2 separate regions of the Homo sapiens genome follow, and region 1 is linked to region 2. A link is an interaction called in ENCODE POLR2A ChIA-PET data of the cell type or tissue named here. Cell type or tissue: Caco-2. All regions are shown on one strand. Each heading gives the region's core, and the rest is flanking DNA. Links, peaks and the distances in the headings are about the cores only. Region 1 overlaps CLTC (clathrin heavy chain). Region 2 overlaps VMP1 (vacuole membrane protein 1).

Evidence for each region. ChIA-PET counts read pairs that join two places held together with the same protein. Peaks named below come from ENCODE experiments on the same cell type or tissue, not always from the same donor. Only the 100,000 strongest peaks of a DNase experiment are listed, where the experiment ranks them.
Region 1: POLR2A ChIA-PET joins it to region 2 with 5 read pairs; 3 of 35 experiments call an interaction of 5 or more read pairs at or near these places.

The regions. Positions count from the first base shown.
Region 1 is chr17:59,682,051-59,691,491 of GRCh38, forward strand. It overlaps CLTC (clathrin heavy chain), which reads left to right. Exons shown (of 32, transcript NM_004859.4): 22 at 221-378; 23 at 579-743; 24 at 857-964; 25 at 1,045-1,212; 26 at 1,337-1,486; 27 at 1,575-1,706; 28 at 1,825-1,935; 29 at 3,006-3,176; 30 at 3,537-3,758; 31 at 8,586-8,661. Among named protein-coding and RNA genes, the nearest start is that of PTRH2, 21 kb to the right of the region's middle. RefSeq lists an enhancer at 1,136-2,335 and a silencer at 2,998-3,292. In Caco-2, for the core only: no CTCF peak of the experiment used is centred there; no DNase peak of the experiment used is centred there.
Region 2 is chr17:59,756,801-59,766,241 of GRCh38, forward strand. VMP1 (vacuole membrane protein 1) reads left to right here. Exons shown (of 12, transcript NM_030938.5): 6 at 8,171-8,338. Among named protein-coding and RNA genes, the nearest start is that of VMP1, 54 kb to the left of the region's middle. In Caco-2, for the core only: no CTCF peak of the experiment used is centred there; a DNase peak (open chromatin) is centred at 5,141.

The sequences.
Region 1 (9,441 bases), core at 422-8,421, 75 kb before region 2:
TCATAAAATCCTGATAGTGCTCTAATCTTAAAACTTTAAGGAAAAAGAATTCATCTATTCATTTGGTCCGTGATAATACAGAAGTGAAATATTGCACGGTTTACATTTGTCATTATCCATGTTTCCTTGAAAAGGAAATGAATGCAATTTTCATTTACTTGGGTGAAAGATAAACTAGGATGTTAGTGTTTGGATATATTTTTTCTTTTTCTATACTTAGGAAACTGGGAAGAACTGGTGAAGTACTTGCAGATGGCCCGTAAGAAGGCTCGAGAGTCCTATGTGGAGACAGAACTGATATTCGCACTGGCTAAAACAAACCGCCTTGCAGAGTTAGAAGAATTTATCAATGGACCAAATAATGCTCATATCCAACAAGTGGGTTTCCTTTTCAGATTTAAGAAAAACTAGTTGGGCTACTTGATTAGCTTGGTAGGATCAAAACATCATAACTGAAGAATTCCAAGGAAAAATCTATAGGAAAACAAATTCTTTCTCATTGTGAAGATATCAATTTGAAAAGAGGATTAAGCTCACACTAATATCTTGCTGAATGTGGGTTACCTTTTTTTTTCCAGGTTGGTGACCGTTGTTATGATGAAAAAATGTATGATGCTGCTAAGTTGTTGTACAATAATGTTTCCAATTTTGGACGTTTGGCATCTACCCTGGTTCACCTGGGTGAATATCAGGCAGCTGTTGATGGGGCTAGGAAAGCTAACAGTACTCGAACATGGAAAGAGGTAATCTAAACCCAAGTTTGAGTGAAGAATTAAAGAAACGCTATTTAAACATTAGTTTAAATAACTAGCCATGTTTTACATTTGAGTTCACAGAAAGGAAATGTTTATTCTAGGTCTGCTTCGCCTGTGTAGATGGGAAAGAATTCCGTCTTGCTCAGATGTGTGGACTTCATATTGTTGTACATGCAGATGAATTAGAAGAACTTATCAACTACTATCAGGTATTAACGAGACTTTTATATGACCTGAGATCTTTTACCATAGATATTCTTATCTTTAACTGCACATTTCTCTTGTTCAGGATCGTGGCTATTTTGAAGAGCTGATCACCATGTTGGAAGCAGCACTGGGACTTGAGCGAGCTCACATGGGAATGTTTACTGAATTAGCTATTCTATACTCTAAATTTAAGCCTCAGAAAATGAGGGAGCACCTGGAGCTGTTCTGGTCTAGAGTGAATATTCCCAAGGTAACCAGTCATTGTAACACAGTGAAGCAACTGTGTAGTTAAAACTAATGCTTCAAAATATCTTATTCTTTTTAAGGCTGTTAGCTAGACTCATATCTAAAGCAATTAAGTCTTTCTTATGCAGGTGCTAAGAGCTGCAGAACAAGCTCATCTTTGGGCAGAACTGGTGTTTTTGTATGACAAGTATGAAGAATATGATAATGCCATAATTACCATGATGAATCATCCAACTGATGCCTGGAAAGAAGGGCAATTCAAAGATATCATTACCAAGGTGTGTACTTTCTTCAGAAGATAAAGGATTCAGAAGGAGAAAGCTCATTAGGAAGTAACTGACTTATGTATGGATTTTCCCATTGTAGGTTGCCAATGTGGAACTATACTACAGAGCAATACAGTTCTACTTAGAATTCAAGCCTCTGTTGTTAAATGATTTGCTGATGGTGCTGTCTCCACGGTTGGATCACACTCGTGCAGTCAATTATTTCAGCAAGGTAAAGTAATAATTTTAAACCAAAGCTTCATAGCAAGGAATTAGGACATACTTCGATAACTTTTGTCCCTGGGACTTCAATAATGTGCTATATTTGTAACAAACTCTTTATTTTAAAGGTTAAACAGCTACCACTGGTGAAACCGTATTTGCGTTCAGTTCAGAACCATAACAACAAATCTGTGAATGAATCATTGAACAATCTTTTTATTACAGAAGAAGATTATCAGGTAAAACCTTTTGATTCTTGCACATAATCTCAAGACTCATAAAGTTATGTTTTCCCATTTTTTAAAAAAGCCATTATCCTTTAGGATTGTAAACAGTAGGTGCTTGCATACCTAGGATCTAAATTTAGTAAGATTTCAGGATTGATAAATCTTCTAATTAAGTGCCAAGTTTTCAGAATTTTGCTCAGATCTTGTATAAGATACTGCTTTTGAAAAAAATGATATGATTACTTTATCTCTAACATCTAGATTGTAGGTAGAGTCAAAAATGTCTTTGACCACTTAACTAATTCATAAAATTTATTTGGTATTAACTATATTTATTCACCATTTTTCTTGCCTACTGTTTTATTAGTGTTTGTATAAACTTTCTCTTATGAAGGATTTCACAAGCAAAAGTGAAGTAGAGTTAAGCTTAAGCTACTTGCCTTTTTTTCTCTCTCTTCATTTTCTTTGAGGCTCAGCGCATGCAGATCTGTACTGCTGCCATGCTGAGTTTTATCAGAAGTTTCTCTAGAGCACAGAATCTTGCCCTCCATGCCAGGCGTGGTGACTCACGCCTGTAATCCCAGCACTTTGGGAGGCCAAGGCAGGCGGATCACGAGGTCAGGAGATCGAGACCATCCTGGCTAACACAATGAAACCCCGTCTCTACTAAAATACCAAAAAAATTAGCCGGTTGTGGTGGCACGTGCCTGTAGTAGCAGCTACTCGGGAGGCTGAGGCCGGAGAATCGCTTGAACCCTAGAGGCAGGTTGCAGTGAGCCCAGATTGCATCACCACTGCACTCCAGCCTGGGCAACAGAGGGAGACTCCATCTCAAAAAAAAAGAAAAAAATCTTGCCCTCCAAATTAGAAATATTGTCCATTTCATAGCCATATGTTAGTCCTTGATAGTGAAAATCTTGGAGAAAATGGTATCTTTAGGTAAAATGAAAAATCATACCTTTTGATGCTTGAATCTAGGTGTCATATTACATGTTACCATCTAAGGGGCTCATTGATTGAGAACGGAATATAATGTTAAACAAAATACTGATCTGGCATTTGGATGGCTTTTTTTTTTTAAGGCTCTGCGAACATCAATAGATGCTTATGACAACTTTGACAATATCTCGCTTGCTCAGCGTTTGGAAAAACATGAACTCATTGAGTTCAGGAGAATTGCTGCTTATCTCTTCAAAGGCAACAATCGCTGGAAACAGAGTGTAGAGCTGTGCAAGAAAGACAGCCTTTACAAGGTTGATAAAGTTGCGGGGCAGGGGCTGTTTTAAACCAGGCCTAAAATGGTGTTACAAGTGATTATAATCTATAAATAAAAGTATTGGTTTTGTGAATATGAGAGCTGACTTTAAGGCAATTTAAGTTAATGGATTTCTTGATTCTAGGGGCTCTCTTATGTTAAGGTCAAACTTGTCTGGGGAAAAAAAAGCTTTTAGCTTATCTCTTCTTTGAAAATTTTAATTTAAATGATACAACTAGGAGGCTTTTTTCCCCTTGCAAAACCAGATTTATATTGGAAAGTTTCCATTGTTTTTCTTGGTTTACTAGTTCAGTATGTGGGGTCTAATGTTTTTGACTTTCACTATTTCTTTGAATAGGATGCAATGCAGTATGCTTCTGAATCTAAAGATACTGAATTGGCTGAAGAACTCCTGCAGTGGTTTTTGCAGGAAGAAAAAAGAGAGTGCTTTGGAGCTTGTCTGTTTACCTGTTACGATCTTTTAAGGCCAGATGTCGTCCTAGAAACTGCATGGAGGCACAATATCATGGATTTTGCCATGCCCTATTTCATCCAGGTCATGAAGGAGTACTTGACAAAGGTAATGACTCTTCTAAGTGTATTCAGAACTAGTTTCCTTGCATGTAAAATTCTACATGCACATTAATTTTTTTAAATGCTTTTTTCTTTAGTAGAAGTAAGTCATTTAGTCGATCATAAAATATTCCTGTTCTTTTGAAATTTTTTTTTAATAGCTGACAAATGACACTGATTGGAAGGGGAACTCAAATGTAGCTGTTTACCCTCAGTGTATTTATGAGGGTGAAAATAATCTATGTATTTTTTTATTTAAAAAACTTTGATAAATTTTATTTCAAAATAGTATTTTTCTCAAAATCAGTTCTTGTGACTCAAATATTCATGACTAGTATTGTAGATTCCCTTTTATTTGGTTGGTTCCTGACTTTAATGATGTCTATGCCTGTTTCCCCTGGGGAAGCTGCATGTATATTCTTAACATCCTTTTAATCTTCACAATTTTTTTGATAGTTTAACCCCTGATTTAAAAATACCATAGGAGGTGAACATGGGAAAAAAAAAACAAGCTGGGGGTCTAATTGCCTTATAACATTCACTATTCGTCTTAGTGTCCTTTTTTGATGTATGAATTTACTCACCCTATCTTCAGCAGTTACTAGCTGTCTCTCTGTAGAACATTTTTAAATGGTTTTAGAGGATCCTTTTCGTCAAAGCAAAAAACATGATTAAAATCAGAGTCTCACATCTGATTCCTTCAGCCTGCCTGAGTTGGGGGGATGGGAGGGTGAAGAAGCGCTACCAACAACCCCTCCCATACTGAATTTTTCCTCAGGATACCATTTAATTAGATACCATTGTGTCTGTTTAAAGTTTTTAAAGAATTAACATTTTCTGTATTCAATGTAAGAGAAAAAACATGTTGCCTTATCTTAGCCATAGATGAGAATAGCTTCTTAAACATAATGCCAACTTGTGAGACCTGTCTTTAAGCTGCTGTTAACCTAAGTGCTGTAAATTTTTCTAGTGATTAAGCTGCTTTCTTTCATACTGTAGCATAAATTCTTCTGCATTAAGCTTTGAAGTTACACAAAATTCTAAATTTTGCTTCCAGTATGCCCTTTATTTTCACTTCTCTCATACCTTTTTAGTGGTTAGATGTTTCTTCCCTAAACCTTTGTTGCTGATTCTACCTTTTTATGCTCAATATGGAATTGATTTTTTTTCTAAGCTGCACCTTCTGAATTCCTTTGCAGGTTGATGCAATAAAGGAAAAGGTGAAAGTTGATTCTTTAACATCTTTAAGTCTGGAGGACTAAGTCTAAGGAATTTGCATGATGTTTTTCCTTCCTCTTCTACACTGCTGCTGCTGCTTTTTCCCCCCAATAAATTTTCACTAAAGCCTCTGCAAGTCCCTTGAAACATAACTTTAATAGAGCTGTAGGACATTAGTAGACGTTTGCTACTAATCGGCTAATAGGCTTTAGGAAGGGCAGGAGGCTAATCAGTAGTTGGTTCACAGTCTCTCTTAAATATATTATGAAAAACTGAGTATGGTGAGTTTCCATATTAATTTCAAAGTAACAGGAAATTTCTCTTCCCTGTCAGGGTATCTGGACCATAATAGGACTGTCATAATCCTTGAAGTAAATTAAAACAGCCTCTGGTTTTACTTTGTGAGCTTGCCTGACAGTTGTCGAATTTATATATGTATATATACATGCCCTAAAAGGCTTTTTGGGGTTTTTTTTTTTTTGTATTGAAGGACTGTGATCCAGTTTCTGATCTCTTGATTCTTACTAATTTTTTGCTGAAAGTAGATACGAGAGATACTAGCTGCTTCCGAAGAGACTTTCCTCATGTTTCTCCAGGTGTCCAGTTCTTATGGTGCTAGTCCATTTTTAAGAGGAATCAAAACCTTTTTAATCATGAGAGCCAAGCTTGCTATAATTGTTGCTAAGCAACATGAATTATTTTTAACAAAGTATTAACTTCTACTTTCTGTAATAAGGCATACCTCTGAAGCTACCTAAAATTTGCTCTCCTATTTATCAGTTGGCTTGTCCAAGGATGTCAAATTCAGGCACCTTTTGGTTGCTGCTTCCTTCATTGGCTTGTCTCCATCCCAATATAAATGAAACAAACTTACGTCTGTTATCAAATTGTGGTTAGAAAAGGGTGGGAAGGTAAAGGAGAGTTGAAACAAATTTAAAAGAATTTGGGTGGGGGACAATGCCTTGGGATTATGTTGAACCAAACTGGAATCACCACTGGAACTTAGGGCAAACCTGAGTAAAATGCATTGTGTGTGAGACCCTTCAGCAGCTAGTAAGCAAGGCAGTTAGAAAGCGTGTGTGTGAAAAACAGGTAATTGAACTGCAGTGTTATGCATTGTTTTAAATGAAGCATGTACAACAGTCATTGCAATTACATCATACTATTTTTGAAACTCTTATAGCATTGCTGTGGGCTGTGTGTGTTTCTTGAGAGCCTGTATAGCAAGTCATCTTCAGACCTCACTTCTTGCTTCAGTACTTTTGCCTTTTTTTCATGCACACATACACCAAAATAACTGACTGCATGTTACTTTTCCTCTGCAGCACATTGCAGTCTTTGTGGAAAAGCCTTTTACATTTTAGTGAATTTTCAGTAGTACAGATGGAACTGAATTCATTGACATGCTTACCTGTAATTTTTCTTTTTAAATCCAAGGATCAGAAACTTTAGTTACAGCTCTTAACAAAAGCTTGTGTTCTTAAAAGACTTCTCTGCTTTTTTTTTGAGCAATCTAAATTGGATCAGTGGAAACAAAAATTGAAAGTCCCTGTGCCAGAGGCTGTCCCATTATATAGAAGAATCAAACTTTTTGCTTAGCTTGATGCTATTCCTTCAGAATTCTTCCCCCTACGCCCAAACTTCCTATGTGTATGCCAGGGCATTGTGATATTGCCAGCTCTTCTAAGTCTTCCATGTGTTTCTCTAATAGGACTTCTGTGTTCAACATCTGATTCAGACCTTAACTTTTAAACACATGTTCACTTCAGATTCTTTTCCCTGGAAGTCCGGAAATGTATTATGCAGTGGTGGCTTTTTGGTTGTTTCATTTTTCTTCTTTTTTCTTAGAAGTTACTAATATACAGGCATCCATGTATTTTTCTTTATAACTTCTGTAGCTCTTTCTTGAATACTGGTTAGTTAGCAAAACCCCATCTGATCCTTGATGGCACAGAGCTGTGCTTTAAGTTCTATAACTAATAATTTTTGTTCTAAGTGTGGATGCCAAAAAATGGACATTTCATATGGTACTTATACTACATAATAGTCTTTAATTTGATATTAGGGTAATTTGTAACACATCATTTAGACTATAAAGTAGGATAATAGTGTATAAAAGTAAACTAATCCATCTTCCTAGGCTAGAAATTAAACCACATTTCATCTGAAGGAGCCTACTTAGGCTTACTTTTCTCAAACTTTCAGTTCCCTAACAAATTAAGATGGATTAGACTCATATTTATGGTATTTAATATGAAACAATTAAATATAAAACAGTGCCCTAACCTTAATGGCCTATGTGAAGACTGAAAGATACTTTTTTAATAGTTTCAAACAGAAATGAGGTGCTGCCTTAATCTTTTTAGGACCTGGTTTTTAGAAACTTTTCCACTGAAGTCTACAATTTTTTTTTTTGAGTGATTTTTCATAATTTGCCTTTTTGAAGAACATGCAGTGAGCATTCATAAAGTGTTTCCCCCTGCACCTTGGCCCCCCGTCTCATGCAGCACATTTATGACATTGAAAACCACCAGTAATAGATAACATTGAGATTTGAAATTTAGTTTTACTTAGGTATAATGACAGACCAAGTATAAGGCTTTGGTTGAGAGACCAGCTTTTAAATATTGAAAGACAAATATAGTGTAAAAGGCGCAATGGAATTTGTATAGTGAAGGAGATTCTCTAGTCCCAGGGTTGTAATGTCACTTCTGTCTAATTCATTACAGAATTACAGAATCAAATCATGTTAGCCCTAGAAGAAACTGCAGATCATTTTGTTCAATCTTCTCATTATATAGGAAAGGAAATTTGAGGGCCAGTGCAATGGTTTGCCAAGGTCACACAACTAGTTAGTGGAAGGATCCAGGCATTCTAATTCCTTTCTTTCACTAATACATTTGGCCTGCTCTACAGAATTACTTCTGTCTGATACTATCCACTTTGAAGAGTAGCTAGCATATAGTAGCCATTTACTTTTGGCTCAATTAAAAGCAAACATTTTTGGGACAAAATCAGGCTTTCCTGATTACTTCTTAGATAACAGAGCCCACACAGTATTAAAACATGCAGCCTTTCTTTATGCAAAAAGATTGAATATGGAGCCACTTGAATCTTAAACTTCAGTCTGCAGCTATAACCAATATCATCAGAAGTTATACACAATTGGCAAAAGAATAGCTTATTCTGCCCAAATACTTGTCCAGTCACTAGGATCATTTCACTTTTTTGAATACCATTTGCTTTGGGGAGGGAAGTATTGCCAGACCATGAATTCATTATTACCTCTGATCAGTTTTAAACTTCATTTGAAAAGTGGTTCCTTCTCGTTTTCTCCCTCCCTCAGGCTGCATCCTAGCATGCCCAGTTTTAGTCTGGCATGAGCTTTTATGGCATTTTGAATCCCTCCTTCCTGAGGGTTTATAATGACAGTGCTGAAAACCACCTGGACTGAAGTATGAACATTGCCATTGAATTTGAGGGGGACTGAGAATGTTCTTTCTAGTCTGTTTTATTTTGACAGAATTTAACATACTAAGGCTTTTCCACTTTCTGCCATAAACCTAGGTTTATAATACTTTTGGGGTGCTAATTAACATGATGTGTTTTTCTCCAGGTGGATAAATTAGATGCTTCAGAATCACTGAGAAAAGAAGAAGAACAAGCTACAGAGACACAACCCATTGTTTATGGTAATCTCTCTCTGTAACCTCAAAAAATTCATTAGACAAATATTTAATTACTTAGAGACTGTGCCTCAAAATAGAATACAACAAGCTTCTAAAGTGCAAAAGGCTTTCTAAGAAATACTGCTCTCTACTGTCTGATTTTTTTTCTGAGAAGTCATAAAGCAGGTGTTGATATTATTCACTAAAATAATCTTAAATACAAGAAAACTCAAAAATAGTCATTTAAAATCATAACATGAATCTTTCCTATCATCTGGTCCCTCACGCATTACCTGCTCATAAATTACTGAAAAAGAAATATTGATGAATTCCATTTTCAAAAGAGCAAAAGGTGAGAGAACATGCCAAGGCTGTCTTTAGTATGCTTTACATAAAGAATACATCCTCATTTTAAATTCTAACTGGGGCAGAGAACTGGGTAGAGTTTCCATTTGAGAACTTTCCAGAGAGATAGGATCTTCAAACTCTCAAGTGAATATTTAAGACAATTTCATGTCTTCTTAAACCTACATGTCTGAATTACTGCTCCTTTCCATTTCATAGTTGGTGAACAGATTCATTTGAACAATCACTTTGAAGAGTATAGGTAGAAGCACAATAACCAGGTGAGGGAACATAAAAATATGACCATTATGGCTGGGTGCGGTGGCTCATGCCTGTAATCCCAGCACTTTGGAAGGCTGAGGCGGGCGGATCACAAGGTCAGGAGCTTGAGACCATCCTGGCTAACACAGTGAATCGCCGTGTCTACTAAAAATGCAAAAGATTAGCCGGGCGTGGTGG
Region 2 (9,441 bases), core at 423-8,422:
TTTAAAAGATATCTCTGTAAGACAGGACCCTAAAGTAAACCCAACAGTATTCTGTCTCTGGTCTTTTGGATGGTATACTGTTTTTCTTGATGAAACATAGACATGAGTATAACCTTTTCAGTCCTTTAAATGCTACAAAGTGTGTGAAGAAGGTACAATTATAGTAAATCATGAGCCGCTGTAGTATAAATCCAGAAAACTTGAAAAGTTCAAAATCCAGAAAATGTTTTACTTAATATTAAGCAGCAGTGTACATACTGATTTATCATTTTACTAATATGATTTTTTCACAAATTCAAGTATGAATATATTCACCCCTTTCTTACTATGACCCTAATTAGTGTTTGTGGCACAAGGATTTCTTTCTCTGGGCTTAACATAGATACTATATTATTATCAGAAAACTACTTAAAACTCTTCACTACCAGATTAGGATGGAGATAGATAGATAGATAGATAGATAGATAGATAGATAGATAGATAGATAGATAGATGTGGTTTTGTATAATTTTACCCTTCTAGGACAATTTTTTTTGAATTCTAAGTTTCTCTTAATTAGAAGAACTAGTAGTGTATTGTTATTCTTAAAGCTAGAGTAAAAATTGATTACATAGAATTAGTTTGGTTTTTTTCTAATCACTAAAACTTTTCTAATCACTAAAACTCATGAAAGAATGTAAATCATGGAAATGTAACTTTTTAAACTTATGTAAAAAGAGTTTTTAAAAGATAAAATATCTTTTTCCACAGACAAGTACCTACATCTGCTCTTACTAGAAATCTTACCCTTTCATCTAAGTATAGTTTGCTCTCACCCAGACATACTCCTGCCTGGCCAAGCACTACATCTTTTATCCTGGACAAGGCAAAATTATTCCATTACCAATCTTTGGAAAATATAATGTAATACAGCTCATGAGACTAGATATATGGAACTCTGAAATGAAGCAAATCCAGATGTCCAATATGTTGCAAATAACCAAGCTATCTTGTTGATTTAACTTCGTCTAGAATAACTATACTGAGTTACCAAAAATAAAACAGACCTTTATTTGCCACTTTTTTTTTTTTTTTTTTTTTTTTTAAGACAGGGTCTCATTCTGTCACAGTGGCGTGATCTCAGCTCACAGCAACCTTGAACTCCCAGGCTCAAGCAATCCTTCCACTTCACTGGGACTACAGGTGCACACCACCATACCCAGCTAATTTTTTGTTTTGTTTTGAGAGAGAGGGTCTCTCCATGTTACCCAGGCTGGTCTCAAAACTCCTGGGCTCCAGTGAGTGTCCCGCCTCAGCCTCCCAAAGTGCTGAGAATACAGACATGAGCCACCCTGCCTTGCCTATTTGCCACTTTAAGATGTACTCCCTGTATTGATCTTTACCTTGCCACATGTCACATCCTTTTAAATGTGTTCACACTCATTTTATAGCACAGCAGATGGTCTGTCTTGGCAAATATTCCATGTGTACTTGAAAATAATATATATTTGGCTCTTGCTGGGTGGTATTTTCTATGTTATTCAAATCTTCTGTGTCCATACAATTATCAGTGTAGTTGTTCTATCAATTAATGAAATATAGATGTTGACGTTTTCAACTATGTATGTGCCAGGCATGGTGGCTCACCTCTAATCCCAGTACTTTGGGAGGCCAAGGCAGGAGGATCCCTTGAACTGAGTTTGAGACCAGCCTGGACAACATAGGCAGACCCTGTCTCTACAAAAAATAGAAAAATTAGATGGGGCCAGGTGTGGTGGCTCACACCAGTAATCCCAGCACTTTGGGAGGCCTTGTTGGGAGAATCTCTTGAGCCCAGGAGTTTGAGACTAGCCTGGGCAACATAGGGGGACCCATCTCTAAAAATAACAAAAAAAAAATTATCTGGGCCAGGTGCGCCGGCTCACACCTGTAATGCCAGCACTTTGGGAGGTGTTGGTAGGAGGATCCCCTGAGCCTAGGAGTTTAAGCAACACAGGGAGACCTGTCTACAAATAATGAAAAAAAATTAGCTGGGCTGGGCACTCTGGCTTACACCTGTAATCCCAGCACTTTGAGAGACTGAGGTGGGTAGATCACTTGAGCCCAAGAGTTAGAGACCAGCCTGGGCAACAGGCAAAACCCCACCTCTACAAAAAATTAGCCAGGCGTGGTGGTGTACACCTGTAGTCCCAGCTACCCAGGAGGCTGAGGTGGGAAGATCACCAGAACTCTAGAGGTTGAGGCTGCAGTGAGCCAAGATCTTGCCACTGCACTCCAGTTTGGGTGATGGAATGAGAGACCCTGTCTCAACAACAACAACAACAAAATTAGTTGGTTGTGGTATCTTGCGCCAGCAGTCCCAGTTGGGTGGATCACCTGAGGTCAGGAGTTCAAAACCAGCCTGACCAACATGGTGAAACCACATCTCTACCAAAAATACAAAAATTAGCTGGGTGTGGTGGCGGGTGCCTGTAACCCCAGCTACTTGGGAGGCTGAGGCAGGAGAATTGCTTGAACCCCAGAGGCGAAGGTTGCAGTGAGCCAGGATCGTGCCATTGCACTCCAGCCTGGGCAACAGAGTGAGACTCTGTCTCAAAAAAAATAAAATAAAGAAATTTCTAGCTATAATTGGGGATTTGTTCATTTCTGTGTTCTGTCAGTTTTTGCTTTATGTATTTTCACACTCTGTTATTGGTTGTATACACATTTAGAATTGGTCTGACTTCCTGAGAATTAGACCTTTTATCATTTGTTCCTATGAATCTCTGTTAATATTCTTTGTCATTAAATCTACTTTGTCTAATATCAATTTAGCTACTTTATCTTTTTTATGGATTTTTTAAATGGTTTTTCTTTTCCCATTTCTTTACTCTTTCTTTTCTGGGTTCTTAATATTTAAAGTGGGTTTCTTATAGACAGCGTGTACTAATCCAGTGTGACAGTGTCTGCCTGAATTTATACATTTGGTCCATTTGCAATTAATGTAGTTATCAATATGATTGGGTTTAAGTCTACCCTCAAACTGTTTGTCATATCTAATTTTTCATTCCTTTTTCTTTTTTCTCTGCCTTCTTTTGGACTGAGGATTTTTTTGTTTTGTTTTGTTTTGTTTTGTTTTTTGGTGTTTTTTTTTTTTTTTTTTTTGGTATTGAATTTATTTGCTTGTTTGTTCTACTTCTTTTAAAATTTTTAGTGGTATAGCTAGGTGTAGTGATGCATGCCTGTGGTCCCAGCTACTCGGGAGGCTGAGGTAGAATCTCATGAGCCTGGGCAGTCAAGACTCCACTGAGCTGTGATCACACTACTGCCCTCCAGCCTGGGCAACAGGGTAGGACCCTTTCTCAAAAAAAAAAAAGAAAAAAAAAATTAGTGGTTGTCCTAAGGTTTGCAATATGCTCCATTAACTTACAGGGTGAACAATGAAGTATTGTTTTCTCATTTTGTATAAAATATAACAACCTTATAATAGTGTTCTTCATTTCCTCCTCCCATAATTTATAATTTATGCTTTAGTTGTCATACATTTTACTTCTTGTATATTTTACTTCCTCATATGTCGTAAATCCACAGTACTGTTTTGAAATATATTTTTTTGAAATATATTTTCCCTAGCTCCCAGATTCACAGGTATTTTTTTCTTTGACATTTTAAAGAAGTAATTCTGATGTCCTGTGGTTTGCATTATTTCTGATGAAAAGTCTGACCTATTTTTCCCTGTAGATGTTTTATTTTTATCTACTCTATTGTTTTTAAGACTTTTCCTCTTGTCATTGAATTATAGCAATTTCATTATGACATGATTGTGATGATTTTTAGCAGTTTGATTATGTTTTATTTTCTATTTTCTTTTTTCTTTTTTTGAGATGGCATCTTGCTCTGACGTCAGGCTGGAGTGCAGTGGCGCAATCTCGGCTCACTGCAATCTCCGCCTCCCGGATTCAAGCCATTCCCCTGCCTCAGCCTCCCGAGTAGCTGGGATTACAGGTGCGCACCACCATACCCAGCTAATTTTTGTATTTTTAGTAGGGATGGGGTTTCACCATGTTAGCCAGGATGGTCTCAATCTCCTGACCTCATGATCCACCCACCTTGGCCTCCCAAAGCGCTGGGATTACAGGCGTGAGCCACCATGCCCGGCCTATATGTTTTCTTTTCTTTTCTTTTTTGTGCTGGCATGCAGTGTTGAGATCTCAGCTCACCGCACCCTCTGCCTCCTGGGTTCAAGCGATTCTCCTGCCCCAGCCTCCCCAGTAGCTGGGATTATAGGCACTTGCCACCATGCCCGGCTAATTTTTTGTATTTTTAGTAGAGACAGGTTTCACCATGTTGGCCAGGCTAGTCTCGAACTCCTGACCTCATGATCCACCCACCTTGGCCTCCCAAAGTGCTGGGATTACAGGCGTGAGCCACCGCACCCAGCCCATGTGTTTTATTTTCTTTGTGTCGATCCTGACTGGATTTGTTCAGTTTCTTAAGTCTGTGGATTGATACTTTTCATCAAATCTGGGTCTGTTTCTATTGAGCAATATTTCTTTTGGTTATGAGTTATAATTTGCTGCTTCGCATATCTAGTAATATTATATTGAGTGCTAGTAATTTTTAATTGAATGCTAGATATGTAGTATTAAATTGTTGATTGTATGGATTTTGTCTTCCACTATAGAACATTGATGTGGGGGGAGGGTGAAGGGGACAATTAAGTTACCTGTGGATCAGCTTGATCTTTTTAAGACTTGTTTTAAACCCTGTTAGGGTCAGACTAGAGTAGCTTTCACCTTAGGACCAGAAGGAAAGGTCGTACCTACCCAGGCATGACCTTTCTGGGTTGAATGCTGAGTCTCTCTACTCTAGCTGGTTGATCACAAATGTTTCCCAGGCCTGTGTGAACTCTGGGAATTGGTCAGTTTACAAATCCCCAGTAATTATTCTTTTCCCAGTAGTTCTTGTAGTTCTTTGCCTGGACTTGTGGTCTCACCTTAGCATGCAATGCAGCTTTGTGTGCCAGAGTCTGAAGGGGACCCCTGTGCAGATTTCTAGAGTTCCTTCTCTGTGTAGCTTTCTCTTTTCTGGTATACTGCCTCATAAATTCTGACTGCCTCAGCCTTCTTGAATCCTGAACTCGTGAACCCCAATCTCATTCTCAACTCGGCAGGAGCAACATGCTTTGTTTGGGCTCTTGCTCTTTTGACCATGGAATTTTTGGCAGGCATGGAATGTGTCTACAGACAAGAAGCCAGAGTCAATGTATGGTTTCTTCATTTTTATCCCTTCTCTTAGTAATCAAAGCCCTGTACTGCCTGTAGTACAATGTCTAAAAAGAATTGTCCCATATATTTTGTCCAGTTTTCTAATTGTTTGCTATAGAAATGAAAGTCTAGTATCCGTTACTTCATCCGCCGTGAGACAGAAAACCTTCAGCCATAGACCAGGATCCCTAACCCATGCTCCCACAAGAGTTGGAACCTGCTGCTCAGTAAATATATAAATTTTATATCCTGTGGCAGGTTTTATCCAGTTAGGCTTTTCAATTAATACTATAGCTGTTTGGGTCTTTACCCTCTTGTTTCTTTGTTTAGTATGGTTAAAAATGTGACTCATATTTGCTACATTGTAGTGAGACTTGTAGTTTTTAGAAAATATACTTTAAAAGTAGTTTGAATTATGTGTAACTTTTAAAACTTTTAATCAAAAATTTTTTTATTTGAATTTTTCATATAAACATATTTTTTCATTCAAATCGGTTATATTTAAAAACCATTAAGCTAAAATGTTGAATAGAACTTGTGAGGTTTCCTATCACTTAATATAGTTTAAACTATGAACAAAGGACAAGAAACTGAGTTGTTAATGTTCATTTTGTCTGGGAACCACCACATCTGCCTCAAAGGCTGAGTAATCATGACTTACTAGTGTGGTTATGGAAAATATATGTCAGTTTAGTTGAGTGAATGAACAGACTTCTTTAGAAGAAAGAATTCTCAAATCAGAGACTTGAAAAAACATTCTCAAATCAGATTGTTGAAAATTTCCCTTTTCAGAATAACTAAAAATGAAAACTATAAAGAACTTTTATTTTATTGGATAATGTGTTTAATCTGTTAGGATACATTTTTTATATTTCTGGAATGCAAATATAGCTTTTTCTTTCCTATCTATCCCAGAAATCTCATTATTTTAGCTCCCAGAGCAATTTATTTTTGTTCACTTGAAATTCATTTCTAACTTTAGCTGTAGACTACCTGTAGCCAAAGAGGACAGTAACATGGGGACAGCATGGACAAACTCTTAAATTTTCTTCTTTTTCACTTATTGGCATTCATATGTCTCTTTTGTGTTTTCTAATAGTAAAGGTGGAAGTTACAGCTGATTTCTTCTTTTTTTTTTAATTATGTCTGATAGCTATAATTGTATGAGGAGAAATGTTTCACAAACTATGCAGTTATTCTGAATATCACAAACTTTGGGGTTTTTTTGTAGTATCACAAAATAATTCTTTTTTCCCCCAAGTGTGAAATCTCTTGTGTGCACCTGGCATTTAAAGAAATGATTGTAGATTTCATGGTTAATCATAAGTTTTCAAAAACCTAAGTAGTCAAAGTATTTTCAAAATCTTATATAATTATTTTAATACTTTAATATTTCTGCATTTCCAAGAATTAAAAGTCCCCAAAAAGAGGAACAAAGGCTAAAACTTCACATCGATTTTTTTGATCCAGAAAAAACTAATAATTAACTGATTCAGTTCCAAGGATTTCATTTTTTAGGTATTATTTTAACAGAAAATGCCGATTCTATTTAGAGATAAATATCACATATGTGTGAACAACTTTGTATATTAACATCAAACAAAATTTTATTATCTTGATAGTAGAATGTCTTAGTTTTATTTTTATCACTAGATTTTATGTACTTTGAACCACAGATTCTTTCATCAAGTGATCTTAAAATACTTTCTTATACACAGAGCCCACTTACTTTTCTGTGGGACTGTCTCATTTATGAAAAATCATTGGAGAAATCTTTAATAGAAACCTTCAGATTCAGAAATACTTGCACAATATAATTAGTAATAAAATCTCGTGTATATATATGTAAATAATTTTATTCTACAAATAAAGTATTTATCTTCATAATAGCTGATGGCTGCTAGTTACTGTATGCTAGAGGACATCTATCAACCTATGCTTAAGGGACCCAGGAATTTATATTTTAACCAACTCCCTAGTATGCAGACACCTCATCTTGTGCTTTTAGGAACCATTGTGTAAAACTCATTGATACTGGTTTCACAGTTACATTTTTGCTTTATGATCTCACTGGGAAAGGTTACATGAGGTGGTAGATCACCAGCTGTTTTTAAGTAAGGACGTAAAGTGATATTCTCAAATTGTGCCTAAAAGAACAGTGGCTCAGGAAGTTTTTTTTAATAAAAGGAATTATCTAACAAATGAGAAATATAGATAAATAAAATAAAAGTCAAGCAAGGAATTAGATCAGTGGTTGCCGGGGACTAGGACTTGAGGGAGGGAATTGGCCACAGAGGAACACAAGGGATTTTTTTTTATAAGGGATGGGGCCTTGTTCCGTTGTCCAGACTGGAGTGCAGTGGCACAATCATAGCCCACTACAGCCTCCAACACCTGGGCTCAAGCAATGCCTCCTACCTCCTGAGTAGCTGGGACTACAGGCACATGCCACAATGCATGGCTAATTTTTTAAATTTTTGTAGAGATGAGGTCTTGCTTTGTAGCCCAGGCTGGTCTTGAACTCCTGGCTTCAAGCAGTCATCCTGGCTCAGCCGCCCAAAGTGGTGGGAATACAGGCATGAGCTGCTGTGCCTGGCCAAGGGATCATTTTTGCAGTAATGGAAATGTTCTGTATCTTGATTGGTGTGGTTATATGGCTGAATATGTTCGTCAAAGCTAATTGAAATGTAGACCTCAAATAAGTGACTCATTATGTGTAAATTTTACCTCAATAAATCTGATTTTTTTTTAAGTCAACCAGGAAGAGATTCTGGGAAGGATTATTTTCTTCATATTACTAACTGCATCTTGAAATTATTTAGAATTATTTTTGTTCTTTGAAAGCTAAGATTTTTCTTACACAGTAATTAATATATTTTTAAAATAATGTGTATTGATAATTTTTTAATAGTTCTTATCAGAAGTTTCTTGTATTTGTTTTATAGGGTCCACATATAGCCTCAGTTACATTAGCTGCTTATGAATGCAATTCAGTTAATTTTCCCGAACCACCCTATCCTGATCAGATTATTTGTCCAGATGAAGAGGGCACTGAAGGAACCATTTCTTTGTGGAGTATCATCTCAAAAGTTAGGATTGAAGCCTGCATGTGGGTAAGATATGCATTTTCATATTTGTTTAAAACTAACCTCACCATCTTGATAGTGTGTGTACCTTATTGAAATGGAATCTAAACATATTCCTTGTCAGTAAATGATTCAGTCAGTAACCAGCTACCTACTTCCAAGGCAAAAGAAACCTTTTAGAGCATCTCCTATTCATGAATGGCATTGAGAAGAAAGGCATGAACCATATGTATCACAAAGCAACTGAGGCCAAGTAGACTCCAGCAGGGCAAGGGAGTACAGATGATGGAACCACAGTTGAGCCTTGAACCATGTGTGGGTTAGGGGTGCCAACCCCCTGTGCAGTAGGAAATCCACATATAACTTTTGACTCCCCAAAAACTTAACTGCTAATAGCCTACTGTTGAACGGAAGCCTTAATGATAAATAGTAGATTAACACATATTTTGTATGTGTTAATACAGTATTGTATACCATATTACAAAGAAAATTATAAGGGAAAGGAAATATATTTATTATTAATTAAGTGGAAACGGATCATCATTTCCACTCCATTTTCATGTTGAAGAGGCTGAGGCTGAGGAGGAGGCGGAGGGAAAGAAGGGGTTGGTCTTGCTGTCTTAGGGGTGGCACAGGCAAAGGAGGTGGAGGAGGTAGATGGGGAGCCATGAGAGGCACACCCATTATCACTTGTACTGGCACAGTTCAAATCCATGTTGTTCAAGGGTCAACTGTATACTACATTATAAAATTTGTTCTAGTATTTCTATACCTGATAAACTTTTAGAATTTATCTAAGAGTTATATAAAATATATATAAATATTAGATTGGTAATATATAGTTATATATAAATATTAGATTGGTAAATGTCATATGTCTTACTTTTTTTAATTTAAAATTTTACTTTTATTTATTTGGCAAATAAAAATTGTGTGTGTGTATATGTATGTATGCATTTATTTATTTATATATTTATTTACTGAGACAGGGCCTTGCTCTGTTGCCCAGGCTGGAGTGCAATGGCGCCATCTCGGCTCATTGCAGCTTCAACCTCCTGGGCTCAAGTGATCCTCCCGTATGTCTTACTTTTAGATTAAAATACTGTGCTCTGGCTGGGCCTGGTGGCCAT